Linked DNA regions of Mus musculus: region 2 is linked to region 1. The links are chromatin loops, found by intact Hi-C in ENCODE. Cell type or tissue: left cerebral cortex. All regions are shown on one strand. Each heading gives the region's core, and the rest is flanking DNA. Links, peaks and the distances in the headings are about the cores only. Region 1 holds the start of Castor1 (cytosolic arginine sensor for mTORC1 subunit 1). Region 2 overlaps Gal3st1 (galactose-3-O-sulfotransferase 1).

What was found. A loop is a pair of places that touch in the nucleus more often than their neighbours do. Peaks named below come from ENCODE experiments on the same cell type or tissue, not always from the same donor. Only the 100,000 strongest peaks of a DNase experiment are listed, where the experiment ranks them.
Region 2: a loop joins it to region 1, with 2.0 times the contacts of the local background. A loop is called at or near these places in 3 of 42 quality-filtered maps.

The regions. Positions count from the first base shown.
Region 1 is chr11:4,214,479-4,222,802 of GRCm38, reverse strand. Tbc1d10a (TBC1 domain family, member 10a) reads right to left here. Exons shown (of 9, transcript NM_134023.1): 9 at 7,298-8,102. The coding sequence ends at 7,650. Castor1 (cytosolic arginine sensor for mTORC1 subunit 1) reads right to left here and starts at 4,578. Exons shown (of 9, transcript NM_028022.2): 1 at 4,377-4,578; 2 at 3,785-3,855; 3 at 2,511-2,695; 4 at 2,296-2,428; 5 at 1,997-2,120; 6 at 1,544-1,657; 7 at 1,297-1,379; 8 at 1,108-1,202; 9 at 394-960. The coding sequence starts at 4,489. The coding sequence ends at 883. In left cerebral cortex, for the core only: CTCF peaks have their summits at 2,172 (motif pointing left) and 3,116 (motif pointing right); DNase peaks (open chromatin) are centred at 3,130, 4,283, 4,658, 6,383 and 2 more places; H3K4me3 peaks cover 1,118 bases; H3K27ac peaks cover 3,839 bases.
Region 2 is chr11:3,998,054-4,006,377 of GRCm38, reverse strand. Gal3st1 (galactose-3-O-sulfotransferase 1) reads right to left here. Exons shown (of 4, transcript NM_016922.3): 4 at 7,050-8,324. The coding sequence ends at 7,312. It also overlaps the pseudogene Gm11954. Among named protein-coding and RNA genes, the nearest start is that of Gm46265, 17 kb to the right of the region's middle. In left cerebral cortex, for the core only: CTCF peaks have their summits at 287 (motif pointing left) and 4,603 (motif pointing left); DNase peaks (open chromatin) are centred at 713 and 4,594.

The DNA.
Region 1 (8,324 bases), core at 5-8,004:
GCCTGGCTGGCCACTATTCCAAGTGTCATAAAGTGTGTGACTTCTCCGTAAGAGGGGCATAAGCATTCAGGCAAGGCCCGTGGGTTGCAGACAGCAGCCTTGGAGAAAGGTGCTTTGAGACCTCCTGGATAGGTTCTCCAGGATCCAGCCAGGGGACTCTTAGGTAAGAGGGACAGGGGAATTTCTCCCAGTGTGGGGAACTCTCTAGGTTGTTCTGTAAGTAACTACGAATTAAGAGACGCTCTACTTTAGAGATGAACCACATGACTTAGTCACAAATGTGCTGGAGGCTTCAGTTCCTCATTTGTCACATACATAAACTGCTTGAAAAGCCAAGGACGGGGGGACAAGTCTGGGAGAGACCAAGACATGACGCCAGCTGTCACTCAGAACCAGAGGGCACAAATCCGCAAGTCTTTTATTTATATAAACAGTCATGAAAATAAAAGTGAGATTTAATTCTTCCTTCGGAGTCCCGCGAAGGGAGTGCACTGCTGAACTCATCTGGCTAGGAAAGCAGTGCAGGCTGGAGGTCAGAGCCCGGCCCGGGGATGTGAGCCTTAGCCAGGGGAGAGGCGGCTCCAGCTGCAGGCAAGCAGGCTCTGTGCATTGCTGAGGTCACATAGAAAATGTTGGGTCGGGGATCTAAGCCCCAAGCACCAAGGTATCTTTTGTGGGCAGGCATGGCCACGAGTCCCAGCTCCATACAGCTGACAGACAGACAGCAGAACCAGGCATGGCCACGAGTCCCAGCTCCATACAGCTGACAGACAGACAGCAGAACCAGGATCCCTTGGCAGGACCAGGGACTTGTTCTGAAGCTCAGAAAAGTTTCTGGAGCCCCGGGGGGCTTTACGGGAATGCTGGGGGTCTGGTGCTTCCCTATGGGTCCTTGGAAGCCTGGCTTTCCTGCCTTCGCTGGAGAATATCAATGACACAGCCGATCTCGTCTTCAGGAACCTGGAGGGAGTGTACAGCATGAAACGCCAGGCTAACTCTGGCCAGGGATGCCCGACCCCCTAAACTAGCTGTGATGCTGCCCCCCCCCTCCCCCCGCAAGGGACCTCAGTGTGCTTGCTGGAACCTCCGTCCCAGCCAGGTCCTCACCAGCGCATGGTCAAAGTTGAATGTGCTGATGTAGTAAGCAGAGATGTCAACAGCCGCCAGGGGACCCGCAATCTGGGCCACAATCCCACATTCATCTGAGGGTTGGAGACACGGGTGGCTTACCTTAGATGCTGTGAAGACCCACAGGCTTGCCCTCCCCGCCCCCCCCAGGGAGTGAGTGGACCTCACCGAAGCCCAGGGGCTGTCCCCCGATGCGCACCATCCTCCACAGCTCCCCAGAAGAACTGGTCAGCAGGAGGTCACTGGGGAACCTGGGGAAGCAGTGGGTGATGGGAAAGGCACTTCACGCACCCCCATCTAGCCTGACCCATAGGGCCTGTCCTGCTAACCTCGGAACCTGGCACCCCTCCCCCACCTTCCCTGAGGCTGGCTGAGGGTCTGTGGTCTATGGAGAATTAAGGAAGGAGTTACATACTTTCTCTGGATCTCTGCATCCATGACAATGGAGATGTACCCCTCGATGAGGGAGAAAGCGAAGAACGGAATGGACGTTGATTCAGGACCGCCCGAGGCCGCTTCCTTGGGGACACTTAAGAGATATGATGGCAGGGAACATTACCTAACGAGCAGACCACAGAGGAGGAGCCGGACAGCTCTGGGAAGGCCCTTGAATCTCTTACTTCATTGTGAGAGACCCCTGATTTCCTGAGGGATAAGCCCCAACGGCCAGAGGCCTTGAGCAGAGGGAGAGCCGGATTGGGAGTATATGGCTGGGAAGTGGCTCTGCCGACACCTCTGGCTGAGGCCTAACAGGCTGTCAGAACCCTAAGGCACTGAGCATGACACAGAGTAACAGAAGGGATGAGACAAAAGGCAGAGGGCAGGAAACAGTAGTGGGAGGCAGAGATCACGTGCACGCATGACCCACCTGTGGGAGTAGAAGAGGACATCGATGAGGGTGGTGGCGACAGCCGGCAGTGTCTCAGGGTCCAGTGTGAGGACACAAAAGCGGTTCTGAGGGCTCTGAATGGGATGCACCGTGGGACTGGGCCCTGCTCAGGAGACAGGGGCCACAAGGTTATCTTGGACTGGGGCGACCCCTGGTGGCAGGTCAAGGAAAGGCTAGCCCATCTCATACAGTGAGAGTGTTTTGCACCCTTTTAAAAGACAAGCCCTCCCGTGGGAAAAGGTCCCACTTAAATCTGGGTGCTGGCGGGCAGACCTCACCGTGCTGGATCTGGGGAAAGCCATTGCTGGAATCGTCTCCAGTAACGGGCACAGGCTCCCCGCCTACTTCACGGTAGATTTGGAACTCCTGGGCCAGTGTGTGGATCACCACAGACAGGTCCTGCTCCCGTACCTGGGTCAAGGCAAAGGACACATATTACGCAACACCAGGTCCCTCTGCGTATGACCTGCATTAGCACCTGCCCAAAACCCACCAGGATGAAGTCTGTCTGGTATGTGGACAACATCAGAACAGACACATGGTGTTCAGCCAGCGGGGCAATGACAGACCGGGCAATCTTGGTTACTCCAGCAGCCTGCACCACGGAGCCACTGTGAGATACGTTCATCACCAGCCATGTGGCCTCAGCCACTTGCAGGAACTCGGATGGGGGTAGCTCTGTGGGCAGGAGGTACATGCCTGGTTAGTCAGCTCTCTCCGCCTCTCAGTTTCTCTGTTTAAACCTTGCCCATCAGATCTGTTTCCTGACAGACTCAGAGCTCAGGGCCGGTTCCTATCGTTTCTACCTTGGTGTGCATCATGCGAGCATTCTCAGTGAGCATTACTACTCCAAACTCACAACTAGATTCAAGGCCCAGATTTTTCTTTTTCTTTTTTCTTTTTACACCATTTTGCTGTGTGAGACAAGTGTGTTTTGGGGCGTTTTGTTTGCTTTGAGACAGCGCCTTTACAATGTAGATTAAGCTGAGATTTAACTTAAACTGATCTTATTGCCACAGCCTCCTATGTGCTGGGATTACAAACACCATTTAGTCTGTTTCCTATCTGCAAAATGGACTTCATGGGCTTCAAAGCACCACCAGAGGGCACCCAGTGACCAACTGATGGGAAAGCTCCCTTGCAGACAGATTTCCCTACAGAACAGGGAATCTAAGTCCTTAGGGAGGGAGGCTCAGCCAAACTCTAGGTGGCTAGCTTGAGACTCCAGGCCTTAGAGGATGGGGCAAGCAGGCAGACATGGAAGCCAGAAGTCATTTCCCCGGTCCCAGTCCTGAACAGGGACAAGGGCCAGGGTAGCTGTTGTTCACTCAGACTCAGCCAGGAGGCCCTGGACCCTGCTCTGGGCTTGCTGCCTGCCCCTGCATTCCTTCCCTAACTCTCAGCCGCCTAGGCTTCCCAAGCCAGTAAGGGAGGGGCTGCTTTCCACTGGGGAGACAAGTCCAAGAAGAAATAATGTTCAGGGTAAAACAGCTGCAGGAACCCCTTTATTTTCCCCTAAAACTGTGAGACACCATGGCCACCTGTGCTGGCCTGGGACTCATATTCAGCTCCGTGTGGGTTTTACGTTTATAAAACTCTCACAAATTTTGTCAAACGGTCACGACTCCATCCCACACAGTACTTCAGTGAGTGATGGAAGGTTTGAACCCGGACCTATATTCCTTTGGGGTCTAAGCTCTCTGGGAAGCTGGATCCCTAAACTTAGTAAGAATACTGCTTAGAGGCAAACAAGGAACCAGTTCCGACCTTTAAAGCCCTCCTCATCCACCATGAGAGTGTAATCTTCCGGAGTCTCAGTCAGGCTGAAGAACTTGCACCTAGGAGGAGGGAAGGGGTGGGAAGACTTTCAGCCTAGAGTGAATGGAATGGAGACAGCAAATGAAGTCTGCTCCAGCAGCACTAAAGGACCCCCCACCAGGAGCCTTCCGGACCCGCACTCGGGCCTCACTCTCTTCCTTGGATCAATGAGTCTAGATCCCATATTTGGGATCTCCCCTCCATTCCACAGAAGTGGAAGGCTTTGGGTCCCCCTGGACAACTCTCAAAAGTTAACGTGAGGAGACTAGAAAGGGGCTACAGCCTGCCAAGGAACACATGCCCCCACTACACTGCCTACTCCAGGCAGTTTGCACCTTGACAAGCCCTGGGAGCGGGGCCCTCCGGGCCGGATAGGCGGCGTCGCAGAAAGGGTAAGGCCCAGGCTGGATGATGGCCAGAGTGGCTAGCGTCCCCACCCGGTACCCGCTGCTTCGCGGCGACTCTAGTCCTCCGCCCCTGGCCCAGAGGGGCAGAGGAGCCTCCACCCGCCCGACCTGCGCTCGTGAACCCGGGTGCGCACCGACTGCGACAGGGCAGGAAGAGCAGCTTGATGAGCGGGTGGGTGTAGAGCCAGAGGCCCGGACGGGCAATGCTCAGTACTCGCACCCGGTGCTCTAGGATGTGAAGTTCCATCGCAGATACGGCAGCCCCGGCCTGGCCGCCAGCGAGACCTAGGCAGGAGGCGATGCGGTGGCGCCGGGCTTAAAGAAGCACCGCCCGCTACCGGTCCGCCCAGCCAGGGATCCACACTTCGGCGGCCACGCCCCACAGCCACTGTGAAGTGGCCACGCCTCCTCCTGAGCCCTGCCTACCGGGCGCTGCGGGCTGCCTTCAAACTCTGCCAAAGCCACTCTTCTAGCCCTCACCCATCTGAGTCCTTCAAGGACACGCCCCAGACACGCCCTTTCCGCTGGACGCCCGCTGTGTTGGGTTTGGGAACGTGCTGGAAGCTCCTGGTCCCCTCCCTGTCTATCCTCCAGGCTCGCACGTGGGCTTTATGGTTAAAGCCACTAAAACGCAGAGCCTGGCGGTGGTAAGTGTGTATCTTTAATCCCAGCACTAGGGAGGCAGAGGCAGGCAGATCTCTGTGAGTTCGAGGCCAGACTAGTCTACAGAGTGACTTCCAGGACAGCTAGAACTACACAGAAAAACCCTGTCTGGACTGTAGGAAGGCTGGAAGCCGGGCTGGAGCTCTGTTGGGGCCAGAGCTGTCCATAAATCTCCGGAGTGGGGAGGTTAGGCTGGAGACCCGCGGAACAGCTGAGTTGGAGCCTATCTTCCTTTTATTGCCGGGGGTAGGGGGCAGGGACTGCAGAGCTGACAAGGACAGTAAGGACTAAAGATCCCTAAGAATGGGGTGCCCAAGGTTGGTTTGATAGTACTGCAACCCTATCTTGTTGTTGTTTCGACCAGCAAAACCTGGCCGGTGTGGCAGTTTTTAGTCAAACAACTTCTGAAATAGAATGCTCCCCACTGAGGGGAGGAACCGAAAAAGGGTCCTCCTCTCCTGTCTAAGCAACATACTATGGACTCTGAATCTTTTTTTAAATTTTATTTATTATATGTAAGTATACTGTGTCTTCAGGCACACCAGAAGAGGGTATCAGATCTCATTTCGGATGGTTGTGAACCACGTGGTTGCTGGGATTTGAACTCGGGACCTTCGGAAGAGCAGTCAGTGCTCTTAACTGCTGAGCCATCTCTCCAGCCCTTACCCCTAGATTCTGAATCTTATTCCAGGGACAACCCTAAGTACCTGAAGTGAGAATGCCCAGGGCTCAGACACTGAGGGGACAGGCCATAGTATTTGAGGTTCCCTGGGTATCAAACCAGAGACCTCCCTGTTGAAGTTTTCTTAAAGCGTCTCATCATTTGCAGAACTCAACTGGCCTGAACACATCTAAATTAGCTACAGATCCAAGAAGGCCCCTAAGCACTGGCAGACACCCCAGTGATCAAGGTTTAAGAAAACCCCAAGGCTGAGCAGAAACGAGCAAGCACAGGTTGATTTCACGGCAGGATGGGGCATGCTCCAAAGGGCCCTTGTTTGGCCCAGACACTCGGCTTCAGGTTGGAGGCTTTAAACAAGGTAGTTTAAAGCAGGCCTTGGGTGTGATCAAGACCCAACAGGCCCACGCAGGACTTGATGCTCCAGACCCTGCATCACAGGCAGAAGGAAGCTGGGCTCAGTCCTGTTCCTGGCTTTGCTAGCTCCAGATAATTCTCATGGAACAGTGTGCAGCCGTCACATCCTGGCCTGTCCCCTGGAGAACTAAGGGGGTTGGGGGGTGCTTTTCAAAGGCTGAGCCCATTTCACCACAGCAAGTGTGAACAGAGTAGGAAACCACAGGAGTGAGAGGCAGGAGGTGGAGAGTGTGCAAGCTGCCCAGAGTCTCTGGTAACCGTTTGCCTTTCTAGCCTCAGTCTCCCCAGTTGTACCAGGACAACACGTGCTAGGCCCAGGCAATGCCTAAAAGCTCCCTGTGAGTCTGTCCCTCCCTCCCTGTCCCCTGCTATGGTCTGGCCCAGCTTGGTCTCAGGCCAGGAACAACCACTATTGTTTGACTAGAAAAGCTGCTTCCTCAGCAGAAGGGGGGCCTCTCCCAGGGACACCCTGTTCTCCTCACCGCCAACTATCAGGTTGTAGCTGAGCACCTGCCTGACCCTCCACCGCCCTCTGCTCACTTGGGTGAGGGGCTTGGGTGCAAATGTGGCACTTGGAGGAGGAGGACATTGAACTCCTCTTATGTCAGACACAAGCCCAGCCTGGCATGTGGACCGTGTCAGCCAACAGAAAGTAGCGCTTTATCAAGGAGGCCCACTTCTCCCCTCACCTGTCTTTCTTTGGTGGAGGCTTGTGTCAGGCGCCTGCAGTACCTTGCCCTGGCGGCAGCCCCTGATACTGTGTGAGTGCTCACAAGTTAACTGGGGTCTTAAGTGAGCTCCTCATCTCACCACGGCAAGTGTGGACAGAGTGGAGAGCCACAGGGCTGAGAAGCAGGAGGCAGAGAATGTGAAGCTGCCCTGAACCTCAGGTAACCATTCGCCTCTCCAGACTCAGTATTCCCAGCTGTACCAGGACAATGCAGCCTAGGCCCAGGCAACGCCTGGAAGCTCCTCCAAGTCTGTTTCTCCCTACTCCCTGCTATGGTCAGCATCTAGGTCTGGCCTTGGAGCCTTTAGCTACCTCTTCAGGATCTTACCCCCAATCCCCAATAAAGAAGCACAGAGCAAGGCCTTGGGGACTATTTCCTGTTCTGCCCAGTGGTGGGCTTTAGCCTGGACTGACTCTTCTGTGTAGAGGTGAACATGGAAGAAAGATGGGTCGAGAGAGAAGAGCCAAGAACAGTAATTGGCTCTGGACTCCGTGCTCCTGTATGTTTCAGGGGGGCTCCCGGGATGAAGGGCGATAGCCCTTTGGGTCCTAACTATACACAGCTCTATACACAAGCCTGTTTATTTCCGTACAAAACCATATATCTATTTTACACAAAGAGTACCCCACCGCCTCCCCGCATGCCAGCACCCTACCCCTGGGTAACATCTCCCCAGAAGGATGGGGCTGAGACCCAACCCCTTTGGCCACAGCTTCTGCCTGTGCTGGCTGGACCAGCTCAACTCAAGAGAAAATAAATAAGGAGGCCCAGGCAGACTCTGTACTGGACCAGCCAGATCCTATCCCAGCCCACGGGCCAAGCAGTTGGCTCCTCAGGCGCAGAGGACCTGGAGTGTTGTCAGTCTTTGAACCGTGTAAGACGTGAGAAGACCCCCGCGGAGGCCTGAGCTCCCGGGGTTACAAGTAGGTGTCCTCACTCTCCTGGGAGGTCAGGCTCTCCTGGGAATGGTGGCAGGCTAAGTTCTGAGGAGTAGGGTCCTGGGGGACCGGGTCCTTTGGGGACACACCCTGAGGAGGACATGCATCTCCTGCAGCAGTCACCACTGTGGCTTGACTGAGGCCTGGGGACTTGTCCAGTTGCGCACTGGTCTTTGTCCGCTTCTGCTCCTTCTGGGCCTGCTTGTGCGGCTTAGCCTTGGAGCTGAGGAGGGCTGCATCTGGCGGTAGGCGGATGGAAGGTGAAGGTTGCAGGGCAGGCCTGGGACCAGGCTCTGCATCCAGGATGGCTTTGGCACCATGCATCCTGGGCAGAGAGCGGCACTCCAGCTCACCACGCGTCTCTTGCCAGCGCCGCAGCTGGATGAGGTGCTCCCGCTCAATCTGGCGCTCCGTCACAGGCAGCTCTATCACCTTTGGGGCAATGAGGAGCAGGTGAGCACCGGAAGGATGACCTTCCCCTCTGCTTTCCTGCCCACCAGCTTCCCTTACCTGTCTGCTAAAGGGAAGATATCATTGTGGTCTGAGTGCCAAACATGAGAGCCACGGTCTCAGAAGAGACACTACCTATAGCCCACACACCCCTCTCTCCTTACATCTAGGACAGGAGGCAGGGCAGAGCTGACATGGGCAACC
Region 2 (8,324 bases), core at 30-8,029, 220 kb after region 1:
ATGACACAGAGGTTTAGAGAACTGACCACTCTTCCAGAGGTCCTAAGTTCAATTCCCAGAAACCACATGGTAGCTCACAACCATCTGTAATGGGATTGGATGCCCTCTTCTGGTGTCTCTGAAGACAGCTAGAGTGTACTTATTTACATACAATAAATAAATAAATAAATAAATAAACTAAATAAATAAATCTTTAAAAATAACCTAGCTGGGGCTGGAGAGATGGCTCAATGGTTAAGAGCGCTGACTCTGTAATGGGATCCGATGCCCTCTTCTGGTATATGTGAAGGTGGTTACAGTCTACTCACATATATTAAATAAAGAAATCTTTTTTAAAAACAACCTAGTTGATATGGTAGCATATATCTGCAATCCTCTTACTTGGAAGGCTGAGGCAGAAGCCCTGGCCTTGTGTTTAAGACCAGCCTGTCTCAAACAAAACAAAAATACCCTACTGTGTGCCAGGCACTTGTCCAGTTCATGTTGGAATCCGGTTCCCAGTTGTAAGCATTCTGAGAGGTGGAGGGATCTATGTGGATGATGAGGTTGTGGAAGCCTGGAGCCTGCCCACGCTGGGATCGCCTACCTTGTGCCTTTCTGCCTTCTGCCAAGGCCCTCACAGGTGCAAACATAATACATGTAAATTTCCCAAGCTCAGTACCAAGCAACAGAAAACAGCCTAAAGCAGCCCACAGAGGGAAGATGCCACAAGAGGCTGTGCTGGCTTCTTCCCAAGTGCCACATCCTGCCATGGTTGATGTGTACTAGGGAGGGAAGAGTGGTGGCTGAGAGTCTCACACAGGCAGTGTCGACCGTGGAGAGAGAAAGCCTTCCTGTTAGGGACCTCACAAGCCCTGGGTGGTAGAAGTCTGAAATCAGGTTCTGAGCTACATCCCTTCTGCAACTCTAGGTGGAGCATCCTTGCCTGCTGCAGTTTCCCCTTGCTCCTCCATATCCCTTGTCATACGGCACCTCTCTGGTCCCTATCTGAAGTCACGTGGCATTTCCTCTTTTCTAGTTTTCTGTTTTTGAGAGGCAGTCTCATGTAGCCTAGGTTGGCATTCAAACTCCTTATGAATCCCAGGCTAGACTCAAACTCACAATCCTTCCTCTATCACATCCCACTTAGCAGGATCACAGGAGTGTATGAACAGGAGTGTGTATACAGGAGTGTGTATACAGAAGTGTGTGCCCAGGAGTGTGTATACAGGAGTGTGTATACAGGAGTGTGTATACAGGAGTGTGTGCCCAGGAGTGTGTGCCCAGGAGTGTGTATACAGGAGTGTGTATACAGGAGTGTGTGCCCAGGAGTGTGTATACAGGAGTGTGTATACAGGAGTGTGTATACAGGAGTGTGTGCCCAGGAGTGTGTATACAGGAGTGTGTGCCCAGGAGTGTGTATACAGGAGTGTGTATACAGGAGTATGTGAACAGGAGTGTGTATACAGGAGTGTGTGAACAGGAGTGTGTGTACTACCATGACTTCCTTATGTGGCACCAGCAATTGAGCCCAGGTTTTCCTGCATGCACTGTGCCAGCTAAGCTACATCCCATCCTGTTTTGTGTGTTTATACTTTATTATCTTAAATGCTCCTTTTATTTTATGTGTATGAATACTTTGCCTGCCTGCATGCATTCCATATGGAGTGCAGAAGAGGACTCCCCTTGAGTTGGAGTTAGAGGTGGCTATGAACCACCACATGTGTTCTGGGAACTAAATCTGCATCCTCTGCAAGAACAGCCAGTACTGGTAACCACTGACCCACTTCTCCATCCCCTGCCTCAGACTCTTGAGTGTTGGGATTACAGGCATACACTGCCATGTCAGTCTTCATTCTAATTTTTTTTTATATAAGACCAACAGAGATATTAGATTGGGGGTTGTGGAATTACCTCATCCTAACTTGATGGCATCTATGAGATCCTGGTCAGAAGATACCTCAACATGCTCTTGGGCAGGATACAGAGAGGTGGTTTTGTGGGCTTTCCTGAAGAAGGGAATCCTGACCCTGGCTTGGTGACTGTACTGGCTATTTTTGTGTCAACTTGACACAGCTGGAGTTATCACAGAGAAAGGAGCTTCAGTTGAGGAAATGCCTCCATGGGAACCAACTGTAAGGCATTTTCTCAATTAGTGATCAAGGGGGAAATGTTCCTTTGTGGGTGGGACCATCTCTGGGCTGGTAGTCTTGGGTTCTATAAGAGAGCAGGCTGAGCAAGTCAGTAAAGAACATCCCTCTATGGCCTCTGCATCAGCTCCTGCTTCCTGACCTGCTAGAGTTCCAGTCCTGACTTCCTTAGTGATGAACAGCAGTGTGGAAGTGTAAGCTGAATAAACCCTTTCCTCCTCAGCTTGCATCTTGGTCATGATGTTTGTGCAGGAATAGAAACCCTGACTAAGACAAATTGGTACCAGCATAGTGGGGTATTCCTGTGACAACCTGACCACGAAGGACTTTGGAACTTTGGGCTAGAAGACCTATTCGGTGTTGAGAACTCTGTGAGATATTGTGTAGGAGCTTGGAAGATAATGTTGAGAACAGTGCAGAAAAATGGAGGCCTGGCTTGTGAAATTTCAGAGGGAAAATTAAAGACTCTTTTCAGGGCCATTGCTATTTTGGATTGTGAAGATTCTGTGGTTCTGGTTAGCTGGGGCTGAAGAATCAGCTGTGATTAACAAGATACCAGAACTACTAAAGTAAAACCTTTGCATTACTGGGACTATTGATGCTGGTTAGCTGGAGCTAAGAAATTAGCGGTGATTAAGAAGAGACCAGCATCACTGAGGTGAAATCTTCTGGGAAGTATTTTCTGAGAGCACAGAGGCAGTGTTCCAGAGATAACCAAGGTTGAACCTTGTGCTGTGGATGGACTTAATAAAGTGTAAGAGTTACCCAGGTGGTACTGGTTTTGAAGGCATGAAGGGGTCACGCAGAGCAGCTGAGGCTCGGCACTGTGAGAGGCCATGGAAGGCCATTGGTGAAGGTGCAGCCTCAGTTGCAATTGATGGCCCAGGACTGAAGGGGTCATACAGTGTTTTGGAGATGCCAGTACAATGAGATGACCACCAAGAGCAGCAGCAGTGGAGTACAGGCGGCTGGAACCTAGAAGACAAGGTGTGTGCTACAAAGGGCATGGCTGGAGAAGTGACCCAAGCCCTTGGGGGAGCCCAGAAGATCGTGAGTTAGATCCCAGACATTGGACGGTTGGAGATTGATTTTTGCTTTTGATTGTGACTGTGCCCTGATATATTTTCCTCTTGAAGGAAGTTTTTTAGTGAAGCCCACAGTTAAGAGACTTTGAATTTTAAAGTACTTTGAATTTTAAAAAATACTGGATATTTTAAAAGGATTGAATTTTTTTTTTTTTTAGAACATCTGAATTTTTTAATCCTTCTTTACAGGTTACCTAGACCACTTTTGATTAAGAAAACTGTAGAAAGTTAGTAACTGCCACAAGTGGACGCCAGTTGGTGGCATGTGTCAACTTCCACAGAGTCCTGCTTTGCGGGGTGTCTGAATGCACTGCTCGGGGTCTCTGCTCAAACTTGCTGGAATCACTCCTGGCAGATTTTAGTCCACAGGTCGCTTTTCCCCATATTTCTTTGTAAACTCTTCCACATTCTTACAGAATTTTTTACGGTTTAGAGTATTCTTCAGCTAGGCCAGCCCGGAGTGGGTGCTCAGGCTGGGGGTCATTCGCCAGTGCTGTGAGGGACTGGATTACTTGGTCAGTCTTGGTGGCTGGCTTCCAGTTTTCAGCACTAATGACTGGCAGACAGACCTGCCCCTTCTCATCAATGTTAGGGTGGTAGATCTTTGTTTTAAATGTGATCTTGGGTGGTTTGAATGGATACTCTGCTGGAAAGTTGATTTCAATTCTGAAGGCTCCCTTATCATATAGAGGGTTGTCCTTCATCAGCCTCCTGCTGGTCGCCATCTTGGATCTGGTGCTGCTGCTTGCCCCAGGACTGAACTTTTAATATGTAAAGACTGTGGGACTTTTAAAGTTATTTAAGATCTTGGGGATGAATAAGAACTAAGGGTTGAGGCTTACTAGTGATGTATTTGTGTGTCAAGTTGACAAGGGGTCAATTGTACTGGCTAGTTTTGTGTCAACTTGACACAGCTGGAGTTACCACAGAGAAAGGAGCTTCAGTTGAGGAAATGCCTCTATGAGAACCAACTGTAAGGCATTGTCTCAATTAGTGATCAAGGGGGAAAGGCCCCTTGTGGGTGGGACCATCTCTGGGCTAGCAGTCTTAGGATCTATAAGAGAGCAGGCTAAGCAAGCCAGTAAAGAACATCCCTCCATGGCCTCTGCATCAGCTCCTGCTTTCTGACCTGCTTGAGTTCCAGTCCTGACTTCCTTAGTGATGAACAGCAGTATGGAAGTGTAAGCTGAATAAATCCTTTCCTCCCCAACTTGCTTCTTGGTCATGATGTTTGTGCAGGAGTAGAAATCGTGACTAAGACAGTGACATACACAAGATCAGGTCAACTTGCCTGGTTACTACAAGTGTGCGCTGGCTGGCCTGCACAGCTAAGGCTGGTACAGCTGGAGAAAACCAACCGCAATACCTTGCGCCCTCTGCTGTCAGGGAGTGGCAAAAGCACCCAGGAGCCCGCAGAGCCATTTTGCAAATGCTTAGGGGCTTGGACCTCTCCTGTTGTTCAGAGAAGTCAGTTCTCAGGCTGTGGATTTCCCTGCTTTTGCAAAAGATGGATCTAGATTTCCAAGCTCTTTCCTCTCTTCCATCCTTTCTCTGTGACCCTAACATAGTTTCTCAGCCTCTCTGAGTCTCCATCACTGCCTTGGGGAAGAAGCCAGGATCACTCATGTTCCAACACTGCTCATGGTCCAGCAACCAGTCATTCAAATATTAATTACAATAATAAATGTATGAATAACAGCAAAGCCCTTAGGACTAGCAGACAGTAAGTGCTGAGGGAGAGAATCATATTTCTGCTCTCTGCCAAGTTCTCCTTGGATCTTTAAAGGTTCAAACATGTCAATCACAATAATAGTTAATAATATAGTAACATACTAATAATTAATTGGCATTTCTAGGCTGTTTGAGGCCCAAAGAGATATAATTATGAGGTTTCTTAATCCAAGGATACCATCATATTCACACCATAATAGCTCTGTGATTAACAGAAGCAGAGAAAATTAGCATATAGATTCAGGGTGAGATAAACTTCCCTATGAATAATTCTTTCATCAATTAAAAAAAAAAGATTGTGTGCTCAAGTGCACACATGTGGATGCCTACAGAGGTCAGGAGAGGGTGTGGGATCCTGAATTGACAGTTATAGGAGATTGTGGGTAACCACCTGAGGCAGGTTCTGGAAGAGCAGGGGGTGCACTTGACCGCCTCTCCAGCCTCCAGTCCCTGCCATGTTTACTGTTTTCCCTTTATAGTTTAAACCCTGGCTGCATAGGTGGGGACGACAGAGAACAGTATAACTTTACAAAGCCATGAAAGTGTAGGTGGTGGTTCCAGTGGGCTGGGGAGTCCAGGCCTTGTGTGGAAGGTGAAGAGATCTGGGATAGGGAATGTCCATGAGTAAATCAAGAACAATTTTGCAGCACACGGTGGTGGACACCTTTAACCCCATCCCTAGGAAGGCAGGGGTAGGTAGATCTCTGAGTTCAAGGCCAACCAGGGCTTCATAATGAGACTGTCTTAAAACAAACGTGCTCAGCCAGGATGATATCAATATCCACTGAGCAGCTGGCCTCCCTAACTTCTCCCCACATGGCTTGGGCCTGATGTTTAATCCCAAGAGACAGAATTAATCCAGACCCAGTGAGGGTTTAGGATCTGACAGCTCCCAGGCTGGCATCAGAGTTCCGGCATTGGCGCTTAATCACTTATGACTGTGGGTAACTAAGTTCACCTTCTGAATTTTGGTTTATAAAGTCAGGGAGTTGTTAGGCATTTGGGTTTGGGATATCGACACTTAGATTGAACTCGGCACAAGGAGAGTCCACAATTGTTACTTAGCTATGACTAGGGCTACTTTGCTCCTAGCTGGAAGTCTGGGACTTTTGTGTCCCTCAAAGGGTCCTGTTATCTGGGGGGCACCAGGTGCAGGGAGTCACAACTAATTCTTTACCCAGGTGACAGCTCACCATGCTCAACTGACTTGGCAGCCATCTGTATCTCTGGACACAACTCACGAAAGGATCCAGACAAATTTGGGCTGTTGGGTAGATGCTGGGGTATCTTTGAGATTCAAGAGCTGTGTGAAGCAGGTCTGGGTGTCAGTGAGTGACCCAGTGGGGACAGAAGCTGCTAGTTGGGACTAGAAAGGGGCCATTGGGTACAGGGTGAAATGGGTACTCAATATGGAAAAGTATGGGGGGGGTCCTTAGCTCATGGTCCTGAATTTGATGTGATCCTCCCCCAGCATGTCCCTCCCCCAGCAAGTCCCTTAGGAGTCAGATACCACATCTAGAAAGGGACACTAATTGTGTCTGCCTCCAAGAGTTACTGTAGTCACTTGAGAACTTGTGCGATCCAGGGCCTGCAGCTCCGCACCCCATGGAATGCTGCTCCCAGCCTCCCGGTCATGTGTACACATGCACACTTCACACACACATTTGTTTCTAATCTCTGCTCTAACCTGGTCGCCACAGCTGCCAAACAGCTCCATCAGTTCTTTATAGCCTGAGCAGTAAAACGGCTCCCTCCCTGATTTGGTCACATGAGGTCATTAAAATCCCTATTCCACTAAACCTTTGTGCTGAAATCCTATTCTCATAGCACTCATCCAAGAAGGAGGAACACAACCAGCACTCAGCCTCACATATGATCTTCCATGTTTTGGCAGCTTGTGGAAGTCTCTGAGCCACACACGACTTCAGCAAGTAACAAACACACCAGGCCCCTGCCCTCTGCTGCACTCCAGTCTATAGACGCCCTTCCAAAGGTCCCATCCCAGACACCCTCCAATCACCACAGTGAGACCGATTAACAACAACAAAAAAAAAAAAACAAAAAAAAAAAACAAAAAACAAAAAACAAACAAAAAAAAAACACACACACACATAAAATTTCTTTACTTCTGCGTCTCCCCTTGTAAGAGGAGGCTGGAAATAAAGGGGATTTAATAAAAAAAAAATGGCATAATTAGTTAAATACCTCTCCGTTAGGCTCTCTCCTGCAGAGAGACTAGTCCCAGACAGCTATGACCCTAGGGACCCCAGGGTGGCACTAGGTGTGGCTAGGGAAGGCTAGGTGCCAGAGGCTCCCTGCCCGGCCTTGCTGCATCAGGAAGCCAAACAGGAGGTGGGCAGGATACATCACCACCTTAGAAAGTCCCTAAGGAACTTCCAGAGCTTGGTGACCCAGAGATTGGCACCGAGGTCAGACAGGTACTGGATTTCGGGCGTGAGCATGCGCCGGCAGAGCTGCTCGTGTTGTGGCCCGATGCTCTTCTTGAGGTTGTAACCCAGGATGGACTTGATGCCCAGGGGTTGCCAGGGCTGCATGGCCGAGTCCTGGATGGCCTCAGCACCAACTGCTTGGCCGCCATCTATGCAGATGTGGCGCATGTGCTCGTTCGCTTGGCGCAGCTCGGCTACCTCGCGCGCCATGCGCTCACGCCCGAAAGCTTCCACCTTTCGCCAGAAGCTGGCGTTGAAGTGACGGTAGAGGCGCACGTCCAGCAGGTTCCAGGCGGTGGCTCGGCGGTACAGCTCGCCAGAGAGCCGCGGAACCGGCGAGTCGCGCCGCGCATTGAGCTTGAAATACAGCACGTCCTCCAGGTCCCAGCACAGCAGCTCTCGGAGCAGCACCAGGGATTCGTCGAAGTACTCCTGCAGTAGCACCAAGTGGAAGCGGCGCTCCACCTCCAGGATGTGCTCCTGCACGCGCGGGCTGGCCGGGTCCAGGCTACTATCATAGCCCAGATCGAAGAAGAGCAGGTTGCGGAGGTAGTGCGCGTTGTAGCTGCTCGGGTCGTAGTAGCGATCGGGGTCCTGCAGGAACTCGGCCAGCTTGTCGCGGCTCGACAGCTTCCAGGTGAGCGGCACCACGGATCCAAAGTAGTGGAAGGAAGACTCGAAGAGACGAGCAGGGTCGCGGATGACGGTGATGAAGGTGGCACCCGGCCGCACCAGCCCGCGCACTTCCTCATAGTGGAAGCGCATGTGGTTGCAGATGATGTTGAAGCACGCCCCAGGCCGGTAGTCCTGCACCAGGCTTCGTGCAAAGTACGACGGGTAGTGGAAGTCGTTTCGGCCATTGGGGAAAGCGAACTTGAGCTCGTGCTTCTGGCCGAAGCGGAACAGGATGTTGAGCAGTGTGCTGCTGG